2 separate regions of the Mus musculus genome follow, and region 1 is linked to region 2. Evidence: chromatin loops called from intact Hi-C (ENCODE). Cell type or tissue: left cerebral cortex. All regions are shown on one strand. Links, peaks and the distances in the headings refer to the core of each region. The heading gives the core; the rest is flanking DNA. Region 1 overlaps Ints10 (integrator complex subunit 10). Region 2 holds the start of Lpl (lipoprotein lipase).

Evidence for each region. Hi-C counts contacts between places; a loop is a spot of excess contacts. Peaks named below come from ENCODE experiments on the same cell type or tissue, not always from the same donor. Only the 100,000 strongest peaks of a DNase experiment are listed, where the experiment ranks them.
Region 1: it touches region 2 in a loop (2.8-fold over the local background); 10 of 42 quality-filtered maps call a loop at or near these places.

The regions. Positions count from the first base shown.
Region 1 is chr8:68,829,006-68,837,666 of GRCm38, reverse strand. Ints10 (integrator complex subunit 10) reads right to left here. Exons shown (of 17, transcript NM_027590.4): 17 at 8,257-8,661. Among named protein-coding and RNA genes, the nearest start is that of Gm51577, 22 kb to the left of the region's middle. In left cerebral cortex, for the core only: no CTCF peak of the experiment used is centred there; DNase peaks (open chromatin) are centred at 6,409 and 7,314; H3K27ac peaks cover 936 bases.
Region 2 is chr8:68,873,988-68,882,648 of GRCm38, reverse strand. It overlaps Lpl (lipoprotein lipase), which reads right to left and starts at 2,094. Exons shown (of 10, transcript NM_008509.2): 1 at 1,809-2,094. The coding sequence starts at 1,896. In left cerebral cortex, for the core only: no CTCF peak of the experiment used is centred there; DNase peaks (open chromatin) are centred at 3,440 and 3,978; H3K4me3 peaks cover 352 bases.

The sequences.
Region 1 (8,661 bases), core at 5,878-8,377, 49 kb after region 2:
CAGTGATGCATAGTAACAGCAGTCTGCGCTTCTCCTCTTCCCCACAACTCTTGTTTCCATCAGTAAATCGTTTTTGTGTGCCATTTGGAAAGGGCTTACCCTGCTTTCGATCAATCACTGGTAGGGCTTTTCACTACAGAACTCCTCAGGATGAATAAAATGTCTTTTCTCTTGGCTACTCAAGGTCCCCAGAGACAAACTCATCACTCTGACATGTGGCAGGCAGCTGTCCCTCCTAGATCAGGATTTTAAAGGAAGTTTGGAATGTTCCAATGTAATCTTTTTTAAAAATTACTGTTTATATCCGCACTCCAAGCAATGGGTTTCAAGACGGCCTCTTTGTGAATGTGTGTTTCGTCACTCCTCTCTCCTGATGTCCCCCTCACCACCCATCCCCAGAGCCAGGCTCCTTTCTTCTCCCCGTTGGTCTCAGCCGAGTTTGTTTTACATGTCTATCACTTCCCACCCTCCTCAAACACACATAGATGGTTACATGCATGCACACATAAGATAGACTTCTACACTTAGGTTCTGCGTAGGAAAGAACAGATGCTGTTTGTCTCCCTTTTCCTGCAAAGGTCATGATATCCTTTTTCTTTAGAGTTGCATAAAATTCCATTGTGTGTCTCTACCACATCTTCTACAGCAACCACACTGTCATCCAGACCAAAGCAGAAAAGGCGTACAACAAATTCAATCTCCCTTCATGAGAAAGTCCTCAGGAAACTAGCAACAGTGTGCCCATAACTCAGCACAATAAAGGATCTATACAGCATGTGATGGTTTGTATATGCTCCGCCCAGGGAGTGGCACTAGTAGGAGGTATGGCCCCGTTGGAGTAGGTGTGTCACTGTGGGTGTGGGCTTTAAAACCCCATCCTAGCTGCCTGGAAGCTTGTATTTTGATAGCAGCTTTCAGATGAAGATGAAGAACTCTCAGCTCTGCCTGCATCATGCCTGCCTTGGACGCTACCATACTCCCACCTTGATGATAATGGACTGAACCTGTGAACCTGTAAGCCAGCCCCAATTAAATGTTGTCATTTATAAGAGTTTCATTGGTCATGGTGTCTGTTCACAGCAGTAAAACCCTAACTAAGACAAAGCATAACATCTATAGCTGACAAAAAAAAAAAACAAAAAACCCTGAGAGCTTTTCTTCTAAAATCTAGAACAATGCAATGGCTCTCACCCTCTCTGCTCTTATTCAACATAATGCTCAAAGCCTCCCCTAGAATAAAAGGAAGGAAAAAAAGATTAAAAATAGGAAGGAAAGAAATCAAATTATCCTTCTTTGCAGATGACATGACTCCATGGTTAAAAGTTTAAATACTCTTCTGTCAGAAGATTCTTAACTCTCATAAATGCTCTCATCTTCAAACCAGTAGAACACAAAATCAATACATAAAAACCACCAAGTAACTTTTCTGTACAGCAATAATGAACTCTGAGATAAAAACAATCAGGGGAAAATTCCCTTTTTTAGAAGCTTCAAGGAAATAATAGAGTACGTAGGAACAACCCTCTATGATGAAAACTTCATAACACTGAAGAAACTGAAGACTTCAGGAGATGGAGAATGGCATTCCAGGCTCATGGACAAAGATATTCAATGTTGTGGAAATGGCTATATTACTGAAAGCAGTCAATGCAATCACCATTAAAATTCTAACAACATTCTTCTCAGACCTAGGGAAATCATCCTATAACTCACAGGGAAGCATGGAAGTTCTGAATCCCAGAGCATCCTTACAGAGGGAGGAGAGTTACAGGCACTACAAACCTGCTCTCAGGTTTATCATGGAGCCGAAGCAGCATAAACAGTACAGTACTGGCACCAAAACGGACCCATAGACAAATGGAGTTGACTCAAGACCCCTGAAACAACTACACAGTTACAGCCACCTAGTTTCTGATAAAGACTTCAGGTATGTGTTATCCCTGGCTGCCTGCTCCCTCCCTCTCTCCTTCCTAGTCTGGCCTGAGTGGCCTGTCCTCTATTCCTTCCTCAAGACACACTGGGTCCTCTGAACTCATGTGCCACAGTCAATCTTTCTTTCCTTAGGTTGCTCCTGCCAGACTTTCTGCCACAGTGACATAACACATGGGTCAAGAACAATGTGTGACTCAGTAATCATGCTCACTGGCAAAAACCAGTTGTGTTAATTTCTTGGCCACACTTTAGTTAGTGTCCCTTGGGCCCTGATGTCTCCATTAGGCCTCTGACTTAGTCTGCTGAGTTCAGCTTCATTAAATGAGTTAATTTCATTAAACCAGTTTTTTTTGTTTGTTTGTTTTTTGTTTTGTTTTTGTTTTTTTTTTCAGACAGGGTTTCTCTGTGTATCCTCGGCAGTCCTGGAACTCACTCTGTAGACCAGGCTGGCCTCGAACTCAGAAATCCGCCTGCCTCTGCCTCCCAAGTGCTGGGATTAAAGGTGTACACCACCATGCCTGGCACTAAACCAGTTTTTAAGATCTATCCACCACCCCCTTGTCTCTAGTTAAACTCCCTCACCATGGTTAATATGCAGTTTCCTCTACTCTACCTCAGACCCTCAGGCCCAGCCCAATGAACCTCTTAATTCATAGCTTCCTCATCTGTGCACTGGTTACAGCTCTCCACTTGAATTCAGTCTCTCCGATACCGCAATAGTCTTGAACAAAACCTGTCTTGCTATTTTTAACAAGGACTGAGAAATATTCTTCCCAGAAAAGCTCCCCGGGGATGATTTCTTTGGTAAAGCTCAGTAGCCCTCAAAAAATGATGAATAGAAATAGAGTTTTAAAGCAGAATAGACCAAATGCCTAAAGGTAATTGCTTCTTTTTGTTTGAAATGAACTATACTGTACCATGTAGGAAATGAGCAAACTCTGAGTATAGAGACCTATGAATCTTGAGATGAGAATAAATCTTCTTGCAGTTAAACAAAGAAGAATAATGTACGTGAGAATTTACATATTGTCTGAGGCACCTTTGCACTCTAATGGCAGAGTTGAACAAATGCTGAAACGATGGCCCCAGAAGCCAGATTTATATATAATATACAGTTCCTTTGTATAAGAAACACTTTCAAATATATAGTATGAATGGTGCTACAGGACAAAGTGCAGACCAAGAGATCAGTTGGATCCATTCTCTATGTTAGCAATGAGCACTGTGGCTAGCTTTGGAGATAACTGATAGGACATGGGTCTCAGAGGAGCCACTTTGTGACCTGAACATTGAGTTGGGTTTAACTTGGGTTAAATTTGAAAATCTACTGTGTCATGGACATATGCTGTACACAGCTTTTAGTACTGCATCTTAAATTTACTTTTAAAACTCATGTGCTGGAGGTTTGGAAGTTTAAGAAAATCAGAGGTGGACCCTAGGACAAGAGACTGAGGCACATATTTTACATATCAAAGCAGACCTGTCTCCAGGTTCTCCCAGCATCCCTCAGTCCCTATTGGACATACCACGTTCCCATGCTGAATTTTCCAGGCCAGACATTTTGCATGCACTTGCATGCTCTCTCTCTCCTTCTCCTTCCCCCTCCCTCTCCTCTTTCCCCTCCTCCTCCCTCTTCTTCTTTCTCCTTCTTTTCTCACTCTCTGTGCACTCATGCTTGCCTTTTCTCTCCCCCTCCCCCACCCGCTCCCTCTCCCCTTGGCTAGTGAACTCGTGAAAGAGCAGAGTCCCACTAAACCTGTCTTTGATATAATCTAATCTGGTTTGAATTGGCTCGTGTCACTGGAGGAGAAATAACCTACCAATGGCATCATTAAGGACTTAGGTTTTCCAGGATTCTGTTTCCTATAAGATTATTATTATTTTCTTCGTGAACAAGGGGTATTAGGTATATAAATCTATTATAAGAAAGGAAAAAATGGTACTTCAGGAAACTTGTAACTCTTTGAGGCTATTAAAACAGTATAAATAAATCAACAGCCCAAGGCACTTGCAATGTAATATAAATATCACAGTGGCTAGAACTCCCATTGCTCTCATAGAAATCTTCAACACATCTGTAATGTTGCAATCTTCTCTTCCTGCATAAGAAACTGAATGTGTGAGCTGCAGAAACCGCTTTATGTACTCAAACAAACAGGCTGGCACACTTTAGGAGGGCAAATTCTTATAATCAAGGACTGTGTGTTTCTTAGGCATGCTCTAGGCATGACCGTTGAAATCCTTAGCTGAATTTAGTAAACAGTTTCTTCAACTACAAGCAGAAGGAAGTCAACACCAACCATTCCAGCTTATGGTTGCTTCTTATCTTTTTTCTTACATCTAAGTCTTTACACTCTCCCTCTTTGTTAAACATAGCAGAGTTGGGATTTAATTAAATGATTTTAATATAGACTTAAGCATGAGAGTTAGAGATGCTCCACACAGGTGACACACAGGACAGGCAAGCATGGGCTTCTCTAAGAGGAGCCCGTTTTGTTCAGTTTCATTAGAAAGCTCCTGGGTTCCGCTGATGCGCGGCTTGTTAGAGGGAGACCTGCTCCATTGCTCCAGCATGGTGGGCCCTGATGAGAAGAGGCAGTCCATGGTTTTAAGGAGTTTATTGCAGAAAGGCAGAGAGAGGGAGAGAGTAGGGAGGTAGAGGCTGGCCATGGCCACTTGGAGAGAGGGGGAAGGGAAGGCATAGAGAGGGGGAGCAAGGGAGCAAGAGTAAGAGCAAGAGAATAAGAGGTAAGAGAGGGAGGAAGGGGCAAACAGCCCCTTTTATAGAGGGCTGGGCCATCCTGGCTGTTGTCAGGTAACTGTGGGGGTGGAGTCCAGACAGAATACCAGGAACTTGGGTATTGCCTCCATTACTGAAAGCTACACACCTTGGGTGGGGGTGGGGGTGGGGGTGGCTGTGAGAGGCTGTATCTGCAACAGGAGCCAGGGGCCCAGGAGGCATGGCCTAATACCTGCTGTCCCATGCCGGTGTAAGTCACTGCCCACCAGGCTACCACGGTTCAAGGCCTGTGCTTGACCGAGGACCAGGTTGTCTGTGCACAGCTCACTGTCCTACAATTCTTCTGCTTCAAAATACATATACTACAGTAACCAAATAAAGTCTGATCACTTATCCAATCAATTCAGATAATGTGAATCAATTGCCTATTTTCAACTATAAGTAGATTATAGCTACAATTTCTAAATTACTCCTTTTAATGCTTTTATCAGACAGCATGATAAATGCGTTCCATTAAAATGTAATAGCTCTATTGCTTTACTGGTAAAGAAACTTGTAAGAAATAGTGTGTCATTGCTCCCAGGATACTTGCATTATCAATGACCCCAAACGACATGCTGTCTTTGGCTTTCTGGTGAGTGATAAGGACTTGGGATGTGGAATGAGAATCCTAACCAATGGGTGCTATCCCCCTTAAGTTACTTCACTACAGTGTTTCCGGGTACTTAGCGCTAAAGACATCCATCCAGTTTGGTGGAGGAACATGGCAGTGGTATCAGTGGGCATCACTAAGGCTTTTACTTGGGTGTGTCCACATTCTGGGATCTATGGGAGGTCAAGTCTGGCAGGTCCTAGACATATAAAATAGGGAGAGTCTTACCTGAGAGTCAGGACATGGTCTCATAAGGGCTGAGGAAGTCGTTTGAGGAGACAGTGGATATCACTTGGAATGTCTCATTTGTGTCTCTGCTGGGTCCTGTCCTACCTTCAAACTCCAGCACCACAAACAACCACAGCCTCCTTGTCCATGGTAGGTGTAGGCTGCAGAAGTTCTTGTTAAAAACATAGAAAATATTTCTAAATCACTGGCCCCTTCCCAACAACCCCACCCCCACCCCAAGGAAATGTTTGTAAAAATATCTTCCAGTCATTTTTCTGCCATTGATCACTATTGCCAAGGAACTGCCTGCCAATATTTTTAACAAGTCCACTGGACCATTAGAATTTTGGCTCCTTAGTTGCTAACAAAAAGAGATGAACCAAGGTGCAAGTATAAGCTTGGATATTTATAAGGAAAAGAAAAGAAAAGCCAATTGAAATCATGTTCTTTTTTTTTTTTTTTTTACTTCATTGAAATAGCTTTTAGTTTCCAAAAATGCTATAAGAAACAAAGGTAGTAATTAATTAATACGGAGAAGCCTCTCCCTAGATGGAGATAATGGTTTGACTTTTAATCACGAACTAGAAATACTCCATTATCTTCGTCTTCACTTTTAGGAGGTGCCCCTGGGGGAAAACAATCAACAAGTCAGTTTAAATTTATATCCTCCCACTCTGGTGAGTTTATATATGTTGGTCTAAAGTGAAGGATAGGCCTCCTAAAGTATTTCTCTCTTCAAGAGAAATATTCAATGCACAGATTCTCTAAATGCAAGCTCTTGCTCCTGCAGAGCTTCTGTAGTCTGTCTTATGTGAAGAATTAAAGCGTGTAGACAGTGCTAAAAATTTTTAAATGTCTTTGTGAGGCAGAGGGGAGCTTAGCTTACTATGTGGGTTCGAATGTGAAATCTCCCCAACAGGCTCAAGCTGCTTGAGCACAGGTCCCCAGCTGGCTGCTGGTGCTGTTGAGGAAGGTTGCAGAGCCTCAGGAGTTGGAGCCTCACTGACATAGAGGGGGCCTTATAGCCAGGCCACTTCCTGCTTCCTGTTTCACATTCCTGCTGCATGCTTTCCCTGTCTGCCACACAGACTATATCCCCTCAGACTTTTGCCTCCCTTAAGTTGCTTTTATCAGGTATTTTGCCAAAGCAACGAGAAATACAACTAAAATAGTCCTGAAGATTATATAAACAAAATTTTTACAAAGACCAGCATATGGTTCCTAGGGTATTATTGAATTGTTTCTCCTCAAAATGCATGCTGAGATCTCATAGATACAGTTAGTTTTAGGTGAGGCTACAATGGAGTATGAGAGGTGTCCTTCTGGGAGGGAAGATGGCAAGAGACACAGGGAGAGACTGGAAACTTGTCAAAGGCAAAGGACTCAGTTCTGAGGAACAGAATAAGGCTGTGGTGACCCTGAGATTGGATCTGGACCTTTATGACTGTAATAGACCTCTCTCTTTGACACCCAGCTTGTTAGCCTTTGTTATACCACCCTGGGATCCAAATACCCAGAGCTTGGGCAATGTGTGCATAAGTGATTAAAGGAAAGAGAGAAAGAGAGAGAGAAAGAGAGAGAGAGAGAGAGGAAGAAATTGCCTGAGTAATTTGTGCTGGTGTTATAAAAAATAAGGTGTGTGTGGGGGGAAGCACACAAACGGATGGGATAAAAATGTGAGATAAAGTGGGATGAGGCCCACTCTGCTGGATTCGCTCTATGTGGTGCGACTACAGTCACATGGTGTTGCCATCTGTTCAGAAAACTCCCCATCATGGCACTTGAAATTTCACCATTAGGAACAGATGGTCAGTCATCTTAGGAGAGGCAGACGTGAAGCAGCTTTCATGATGATGTGTGTTAGCTACTGGTTGTTTCCTTTGACAGGGGGATGAGCTCTGGGCTACTATGGGAGTTTAAGTAAGAAAGAACAAGGGGTTTGGGAGGGGCTGAGTTAGAACTCAGGATCCACAGAGATGCAATGACCATGAGCTATCAACTCAGTGAGCATGGGAATGGAGTCTGTCATGTGCATAAGCAGTTTATTAGCACACATTTACTAAGCAGCTAAAAGGCTTTGTTATACCATCTATAACCCATATATAATTTACATTGATCACACTGTTTCCTCAGTACTAGGAATCAAAGTTGGGGCTTTTGAACACGCTAAACAAGGTTCTACCACTAAACTATAAGCCTGGTCCTTGTGTTTGCTGTTAGACTTCTATTTGAATGCCTTATACCAGGATTTGCTGTTCATCAACCTAATAAAATTGACTTCATGTTTCCAGGCCTAGTTAGTACATCCTGTCTCTTGAAGGTCTCTCCAGCACTGCCCACTCCCTCTCCCCTCATGATCATCTCTAAATGTGAGTTTAATTGATGACCCAGGCTTCTGGTCTAACGGGGGTCTCCCACGTGCCAAGTTTCTTTAGGTATGAAACGACACCCTTAGTTTCTAGTCTTTTTAGATAGCTACTTCCAAAGTACAGCACAACACCAGCATGGGGCGCTCTCAGGGAATCAACTAAATGTCCAGCCTCATTCCAACACCAGGAGCACAAACCTCGAGCATAGGTCACGAGCCCTGTCACTTCAGCACCAACACAGAACCTAAGTCTCAGATCCTCATCTGCTCACTAGACCTGCCTCACGGGGTTGTCAGGAGAAAATATGTGTGAAATACATGGCATTAGGCCTGAAATAGAGTTAACAAATGTTAGAATTATTTTATTATGTAAACCAATAACTGACCAGTGAGAGTACAGGTCATTCAGAAGCTAACAGCTGTTTCTACAGTTTAGTGTATCAAAGTTAATTTTCACCCGATTTGTGGTGAACTGACCTCAGACCCAGCACCCGCACACCAGGTTCCTGTTCTCAGAAAAGCCATCCCAGCAGAGTCTTGAGTCACAGAAGTGTATTCCAGGTAAAAAGTCAACTCAGGTCTTGATTTGAAGGGAGGCAGAGTCAGGCTGAAGGGAAAGGTCACACAGATAAACCTTACTTCCTTTACTTTTGCTTAAAACCACTGAGGCATTCTTTAGTATTATCTCAAGTTCCAAACTTAAGAAGATACACAAAACCATAAGGTGTCAACACTATGTTG
Region 2 (8,661 bases), core at 2,227-4,726:
TCACCCACATTTTTACCCCTAGGCAAACTCATTTGTGGGACAAAGGGCTAGGCCTGCTGTGGTTAAAGAAGCTCACTGTAAAGGGCTACCCTGAGAGGACAGAAAGATGATAAGAGGAAGTCATTTCACATCTGATTAGGAATAATATTCACCAAATACATTTTATTGATAGGAAAATCAGGTGATGGCTAAAATCCAAAATTATTATGTAGTTACTTAGGTGTCCCTTTAAATCAAGTATAAGGGAGGAGCCCCAGGGCACTGTGAGTCTTGCCAACTTTCCTAATGTTAGAGCTCATGCAGCTAACCCCAGAAGGGTGACACTAAGTAACTGAGAAGCTGGGTCCAGAGCTTCTAAAGGAACCTTTAGCAAAACCTAAAAATGTAGGCGACCTTTTCTATGGGAGTTTACGGTAAAAGTCGTGTTCTACTATGGTATACTTTCTGAAATGTGAATCGAAAGTTTGCTCCTATTTTCTTAACCAGAGTTGCAAACCTGCCACCGGAGAGGCAGAATCTCCAGTATCCTCAAAACACCCAGGATTCGTTTCTTTCGTGCAGTTCTGCCATGATGGATTCTCTTTCCTTTGATAACAAGACATTTACAACTATACGCAGAAATAAAGGCAAGCTTTTAGCTGCAGTCATAGACTCCACTAAGACTGGAATTAGGCTGCGGATGTGCCACCTTAGAGCACCTCCAGGGGACACCACCCTCGTGGCGATTCCACCAGCAGCAACACAAGGAAACCCCAGCCTTCTTTTACGACTGAGTTCAGTCACATTTTGAGTCTGTGTTCTGTTAGCTCAATCAAGGTTCAAGTTACAAGGCTTCTCAATTGTGGGCAGGTCTCGACTTCAAGGCCATAAAGCAACTTGCTACTGACCCTAGTCTTCTCTAGGCAGAGAGCAGGCAGAGCCGTGGAGGTGGCCGCTTTTTTTTTTTTTTTCACCTAGTGTTGAAAGCGATCTCCCTTAGGCTCTAGAGAATCCCATGTGCTCTCAGCTAGCTGAGCGCCTCCCTTAGGGCGAGCCTCTCCTGGGACAGCAAGGAAAGGACACAGAGCTGAACTGGCAACCTCCAAGCCACAGGCTCCAGTCGGCTGGTGGCTGAACCTCGTTTTCTGGAGGGTAGGTTCATTTCTGGGCTTTCTTGAGTACTGAGCTAAGCCGAGCACAGGAACGCTTGCAGGACGCCAGCTTCCAGGACTCTGCGCCACGCGTTCCCGGGCGCCACCGCGCACTCCCACTTTCACTGTAGCTCACAACCCCCCGCCGAGAGCGACAGCGCCCTGTACAGTTGGAATGCACACAACGCGTCCTCCCACCTGCACCCTCGATTCACTCTTCCCGCTTCTAGAGGGGTCTGACCCGCAGTCCCAGCAAAGTTAGGGTCACTTTGGCCCGCGTGCCTTGCATTCAGCACCCCTATTCCCTATAGGGAGGTCACCACCGGTCACTACAGCTTTGCTCGGCCTCTGCGTCTCCCCATCCTAGGCTCCACACCCCACGCCCCAGCCGTTCCCTGCGATGGCAGTCGGCGGGAGAGAGCAGGAGACCGAGTGGGAACTCAGGAGAAAGGAAAAAAAAGCGGGAACCCAGAGTCGCCGTAGCGTGATGGGAGGCAGAGTCTCTCCCTTCTCCTCCTGGATTCCATTCCAGCCACCCTTCCCGGGAATTTACTGCGCCTGGGAGTCCCAGTGCATGCACGTACTTCCAACTTTCTCCCTCCCATCTTCAGATGGAGAAAAAGTGGTCCTGTCCGGGTCTGCAGGTGGGGGTAGGGGGAGTTGGCGCGAAAAACGTACCGTCTGCTGCGGCCACCCCTCCTCGGAAGGCGGTCAAACTCTGGAGCCAAACTCCCAGGACCACCAGGAGCAGGGCTTTGCTCTCCATCTCCCGGTGCACCCTTCTGCTTTGCTGCTGGAACTACGCGGCGTGGGGCAGTCAGGAGCGGGTTGAGCAGGAGGCGCAAGAGGACTGGAGCGCGGTGGAGCGCCGTAGGGCAAGTCAACCTTTAAAGGGGAGGGCAGAACAGTTACAAGGGGCAGAATTCCTCGGAGGAGGAGTAGGAGGAGAAATCGAGAGTCTGACACTGTTTCCACTGCACAGCTGTTTAAGTGACTGGAAATATGCAAATAAGACTCATCACCTATTGGCTATAAAATCATAAGTTGGGGGGAGGACTCTAAATGCACTTCCAAATATTTGAGCAAACGGTAACGAGGCTCAACGGTGCCAGCGAGAAGAAGGGGAAAGGGCAGGAAGGAAAGCTTGCTTGTTGTTTAGACTCCAGTTTGCCTACCGGGAGGAATCTGGTCCCTAGGGACCCCTATAGAGGCAGAGAGGAGGGGTTTACACTGATTTATGTTGAGTAGTCTACGATCCGTTTTCTAAGGGGAAGAAGTTTTGCTCTTAAACAGCGTGTACCTAACACTTTCACACTCACACACATACAACCTTTTGATAAATCTTTGTTAAACTTGAGAGATCCTTTCAAACGCACACCCTCCCCCACCCACCCACAGGTCCCCACGCGCCAAAGGGACCTTAGGACACATATTGCTCAGCGCATGGTGCCTGCACGGTCTGCTTTGTATCTTGGCAATATGGGTCTCCTTCTGTAGTAGAAGAAAAGACCCACTTGCTTTAACTAGTTTCTAATTTTTGCCTTATGTAAATTGTACTCGATCCTTTAATTCAGCAAGAAACTCAAGAATAACATCTATTTTCAGAGGCAGAAAGTCATGGTCAAACATTTTAAGCTATCCTGGATTTTCAGTGGGAGAGGCCATGCCAAATGACCATTCCAAACCTACAAAGACAGTCCATAGATTAGTGATGTTCCAGGGCGAGGGGATATGGGGTGCTAGGAGTGTGGGGGCAGGGTGAGGAGCATGATAGAAATATTCCAAATTCCATTATGCTTATCATTGTTCAGCTATGTTGATGCGTTGATATTAAATTGTACTTTGCAAGGGTGAATACTGAGCTTTTGCAAAGTGGACTAGCACATGTTTGTAGAAAAGCAAGAAAAATAAAAGCACATCATATACTGTGCTCATCTGCAAGTATCTTTTTAAATGAAAAGGGTGCTGATTAGCTAGAAAAAAAAACCAATAAACATTAAATTCCCCACCTTAATGCTGAGAAACCACCTCAAAAAATTAGTTCTCTTTACTGATCTCAATATTTTTAGGATGGTTCCCTCTCTCTCTACACACACACACACACACCCTTGGAGGTTAAGGGGATCAAAAACTATATACTTTAATATAAGCCCGCTTTTTAAATTTCTCACAACTATCAGATAAAAGCCAAACATGCTGTTGTGTAGATGAATTCCAGCCAGATGTCTCGCCATCTCATCTTGCACTGCAATCGCTAAGCAATGCATCATCCACGTTCATTACTGGCTCCAACGCATGTGGTGGATCTTGAAAGTTGGCAAGAGCGAAACCCCACTGAACAACTTTGGAAATGGCAGAGATACTCCAGGGCACATAACTAGAATATGGCCAACCTCTGAAAGAAGTATATAGGAAGCTCTAATTTTAAAACATGGCAGTGGCATAAAAGACATAAAAACAGAAGTGTAGAAATGCTTTGTGTTTTATCTAGAATAGCCACACAGCCGAATTTCAAGCTTAAAAGTCATTTGATCAGACTCCAAACCGACCTGCACTGCTACCTGGAACTTTCAGAGAACTTCAAGATTTTATGAGATTAATAAAGGGGCAAAGGGGCATCTAACACAATGCATTTTAAAAATGCCTCTCCAGTTAACTGATCACAGAAAGCACTCAAGAGTCCAGAGATAAATACTTATCTATGGTTTGTTGAAGCTGCTTCTATAATATGTGAACCTGACTTATACTGGCCTATATTGTCACTTTGCATGACCAGTACGGTGCACAGATTTCCAAGAAGAACTAACACGGAATTCAGACACGCTGGCCTCTCTCCAGGGGACAAGTGGTGGGCAGGTAGGTGTGGCAGCCACACTTGTTCATGATTGGTTGTGCTGGCCTTAGTCAGGTGCCCCAGTTCTCCCCGCAGACGCTCACATGAGCTCCAGGTCAGGCTCCTGTGAGCTTCTGACAAGTCTGATGCCCAGACTTCCACAAGGTTATTTGGCCATGCATAGCTTGAGGCTTGGCTTTTTCTGAAATTGACTTTTTCTTTGTAATAGACAAAAAAAAAAAAAAAAAAAAGGTTATGTTTGAACAATCTGAGCATTTTCAAATGTTAAAAAAAAAAGTACCCTTAGGGTAGGGCACTTTGGTATCTGCTATAGTTAAAATCGATTTAAGTACAAAACCAAATATGTATCGCTTACGAAACACTCACTTTCCTACTTTCCTGATGTTAAGTGATAGGTCACTTCTCCACCACTGAAATGAGCCAGTTCAAGCCAGATTAGATTGTGCTCAAGGAAGATTTATTGGGAAGTTGCTCTTAGGTGAGTTCACAGGCCCAAAGGATTGAGGCCAGGGGAGTCGCCATGGAGAGGTGGAGGAGGGGAGGTGAAAGAGAAAAAGGGGAGACGGAAAGAGGGAGAGAGAGAGGGAGAAAGGGAAGGAGAGAGAGATAAAGGGAGAGGGGCACACAATATGTCTGGATTATATAGGGAAGAGCCTCTGGGGGAAGGGCAGCCTAGTCCCTGGACTGGAATGTTCAGGGGTGGGGGCAGGGTATGTCAAGTAGAGACTGAGGGATGCTGGGAGAACCTGGAGGCCAGGTCTGTTTTGATATGTAAAATATGCACCTTAGTACCTTGTGGGAAGTGTGTGTGTGTGTGTGTGTGTGTGTGTGTGTGTGTGTGTGTGTGTGTGGAGGGGGGGGGGGTGTTCCAAAACCAAAGAGTAAGGAAATTCTGTCTGTCCTTCTGCCTGTCCGTCATAGGTTTGATTGACTGCTTGCCATTTGCCCATTGAGCAATCTTCATCCTCTCATGCATTTAGTGATTTTAGCTGTAACAGAGCTGAAAAATTCTCCCATATTACAGATGGGAAAAGACAAAATTCCCCAAAGATTAAATACCCCAAAATCACCAAGTGTACCTCTTCTATTTTGGTGGTTTCAGGAGAAAAAGGTAATGTGTTAATTTGTAATATTTTAATTGCAAACTAAAAGGGAAGCAGACCTTTTTTGTAGACGCAGATTGTGGTTCAAATGCTATTCTATGTTTTCTTGATAAAACTAAAATATAATGAAACGTCTAAGTAAGGTTGAAAGAGCATTGTGCAAGGATGGAGCTGATAACTAGAAAATGCACTGAATATGAGAACAACGTGCCTAACACAAATCTAAAAATACAATCTCATAAATGTACAAATATTTTTGGGCTGGAAAGATGACTTTGTGGTGGCTGAGAGGGTTAGGGTTAGTTGGCTTGGCCTTCTGAGAGCCTGTGCTTGACTCCTGGAGCCCACAGAGTGGCCTGCACCATCCGAAACTGGACTTTCAGGGGATCTGATGCCCTCTTCTGGCCTCCAACAGAACCCAGAATATGGCGAACTTGCATACATGCAGGCAAAACCCTAAACACATTTTAAAATAAAATGTCTTAGGTCCATTTTAAATACATCTAAATAAGAAAAAAAAAAAAAAGGTCAAGATGAAGGGCTTTTCTGCCATTACCTACCCACATCCTAGGATTGAACTGCAGTACTGAGGAACAAAGGGACAAAGTGGAGAATGACAACTAAGGATCTGCCAGTGAGAATGGGGCTCTTATTTGAGTAGCCAATAGATAGGCTTTGGCCTGTGGCTCCCTTCCTAACCAGCTGCTATGTTGTAGAATCCCAAATAATGTAACTCAGACAGAAGACGGTTTTGGGCAAAGCTGAGTGTTGTGACTGAAAGATATCAAAGGTACAAATGAATAGTGTATGCAGCCAGTTTCCTACAACTCCCCCCCCCCCCGCCCCGCCCCACGCACTATGGTTGTGCTTGCTTGGAGAGTGCCAAGTTCGGAGTGTGAGATTGCTTCAGGCTGTGATGTGATGGTGCAAAATGATCTGGAAGCATCTTAAGGATTTTGGTTTTTTGTGAGTTATAGTCACACAATCTCCACTTCCTAAAACAATAAACAGCCAACAATGAAAGCAAATATGTAGACATAAACACACTGATATGTAAGGAAGGATACCCACCCAATTTTGTATGAATATGGTTAAGAGAAATAAAAGTCAATTTTTAAAAAAGAACAAAACTTCCCCCAAAGCCATTGTGTTGCACTGTTAACCAAGACTGTGTGGTAGAGAAAGGGGACAGACAATTCCAGATAGAGAGGATGCAGCCTCTCCCATGAGACAGCTCATAAGAACTAAAAGGGATATTCCACCAGTGGTGACACTGCTGCTAGCCCATGTTCATTTATAAGCAGATTTCTTCCCTTTTCTAAAAATAAATAAACAAAAATAAAAAATTAAGTCTACATAGGAAGCCTAGTTAATAACATGGATACGTGAAACCACAAAAGCTTTCTACTGGGATGTCACAATTAAGAGATAACATTAGACCCTTGGGCAAAACCCAAGCTTGGCGCCCCCTGCTGACTTTATGGTTACACTACCAGATCTGAAAAAAAAATGAGCTATTTTACTTAATTATTCCAGATTTTTAAGTTATCATACAAAATAATGGATTTCATTATAGAGTTTTAGTACAATTGTGCCATTATAATCCCCACTCCTCTACTTGCCTTTTATTGGTCTCAATAACCTCTCAAACTGGGCCTCTTCTGCTTTTGTGCCATGTATTCTATTACCACCTCTTCGTCTCTTTCTGAGTCTGGCTTATTTTGTTTAACATAGTGATTTCCAGTTCTGTCCATTTTCTTGCAAGTGTCATGAGTTTTTCTTTATGAATGAGATTCATTCATATATATATATATGTATATATATATATACACATATATATAATGTGTGTGTCTATATATACACATTTATACCTGTATATGTATATGCATATGTATATGTATAATGTGTACATGTATATGTGACATTTGAACTTTTTACAGAAAATAAAGCAAAGCACAATGTGTAGAATGCCCACTAAAGACTTCTTAGGGACAGAGGAATCCACTGCCACAGCTCAAAGTGTAAAATCTTATGCATGTGAAGGTCAAAGTGAACACATTTAAATGGCAACTTTGTTCTCTTTTCTTTTCTTTTCTTTTCCTTTCTTTTCTTTTCTTTTCTTTTCTTTTCTTTTCTTTTCTTTTCTCTTCTCTTCTCTTCTCTTCTCTTCTCTTCTCTTCTCCTCTCTCCTCTCTTCTCTCTTCTCTTCTTTTTTCTTTTCATTATTTTTTTTAAGGTTTTACCCTATGACTGAAATTTCGGCATTATCCTATCACATATTGCTTGAAATAACTTAAGCATTTCACTAAATCTTCTAGAAAACAGGTAAAAGTCACCGCAATACCTTAAAACATGAGCACCCCAAAGTTTAGATTTAGGGAGTCTTATAGTCTGTGAGGCTGTCATCACATAGTGTTCTGTCAGCACGTTGTAGCCCCGAGGACCCAGGACTGTGGCATGCCTCCATTCTACTCTGTAGTGAACAGGTAAGTCTACTGCAGTATAAACTCCAGCTATCTAACAGCAGTGACTGTCAGATTTCCTGCTGGGAGATAGCTTATCAAATGTACGTCTCAAGAAGACTTGAGGATGCCAGGTGGTGGTGGCGCATGCCTTTAATCCTGAAGACTTGAGGGTGCTCTTAAAATTCTTGAAATAAGGTTGGAAGGTGGCTCAGTGGGTAAGGTGCTTGCTGTGCAGGCCTGAGGACTGGAGTTCAGATCTCCAGCAGCCATGTAACTAGCTAGAAGAGGCAGTGCACACCTGTAACTCCAGTGCCGCAGAGAAGGAGAAGAGAAGTGGAGGGCTTAGGAGTTTGCTGGTCAGCCATTCTACATGAACCTGAATTCCAGATTCAGTGAAGGACACTGTCTCAAAGACTAACAAGGTGGAGCGCAAAAGAGAACAATGACTCTTTGATCTGCACGTGCCATTTGTTCCCCAGGCATGGGCAAGTGCACCCGCACACCCGCACATGCACACATGTGCACAAACCTTCATTTTTGTATAATTTTTAGTGTTAAGCAAACATAATAACTGAAATATATGACCACAATAATTCAGTATTTGGTTTAACAAAACTTTTTTCTCTCAACATCTATAACTTTTTACAGCATATTGGTGCTGTTTTCCGCGGGTAAGCAGAATCCAGCTTTCTTATTGTACAATTGAAGGAGGAGTCAATGGAAATACACGTCATTGGGGCTTTTAAAGAGCTGTGGGGATGGCAAATAGATCTTACTAACTTACCAGTGTAAAAGAACCAAGTCCATCAAGCATGTCCCTCTTTGTTTAATAGAGACATTGAGTTGTTATTTACAAAGACACATCAGGAAAACTGGATGAAGTCTAAGCATGGATAACTCAGACATAATCATAAAGATGATTTGGGTAACAACAACCCACTTCTTGTCAGCTGTTTACATCATCTTCACATATCCAATGACAGCTCAATTACAGCTCTGCACCATATGACTCTTTTGGAGAAAGACTGTGTTAGGTTCTGCAACAGTGAATACAGATTGTCATTGAAGAGGAGGTCCATGTTTCAAAGTTAGTCTTTTTTATCATCACA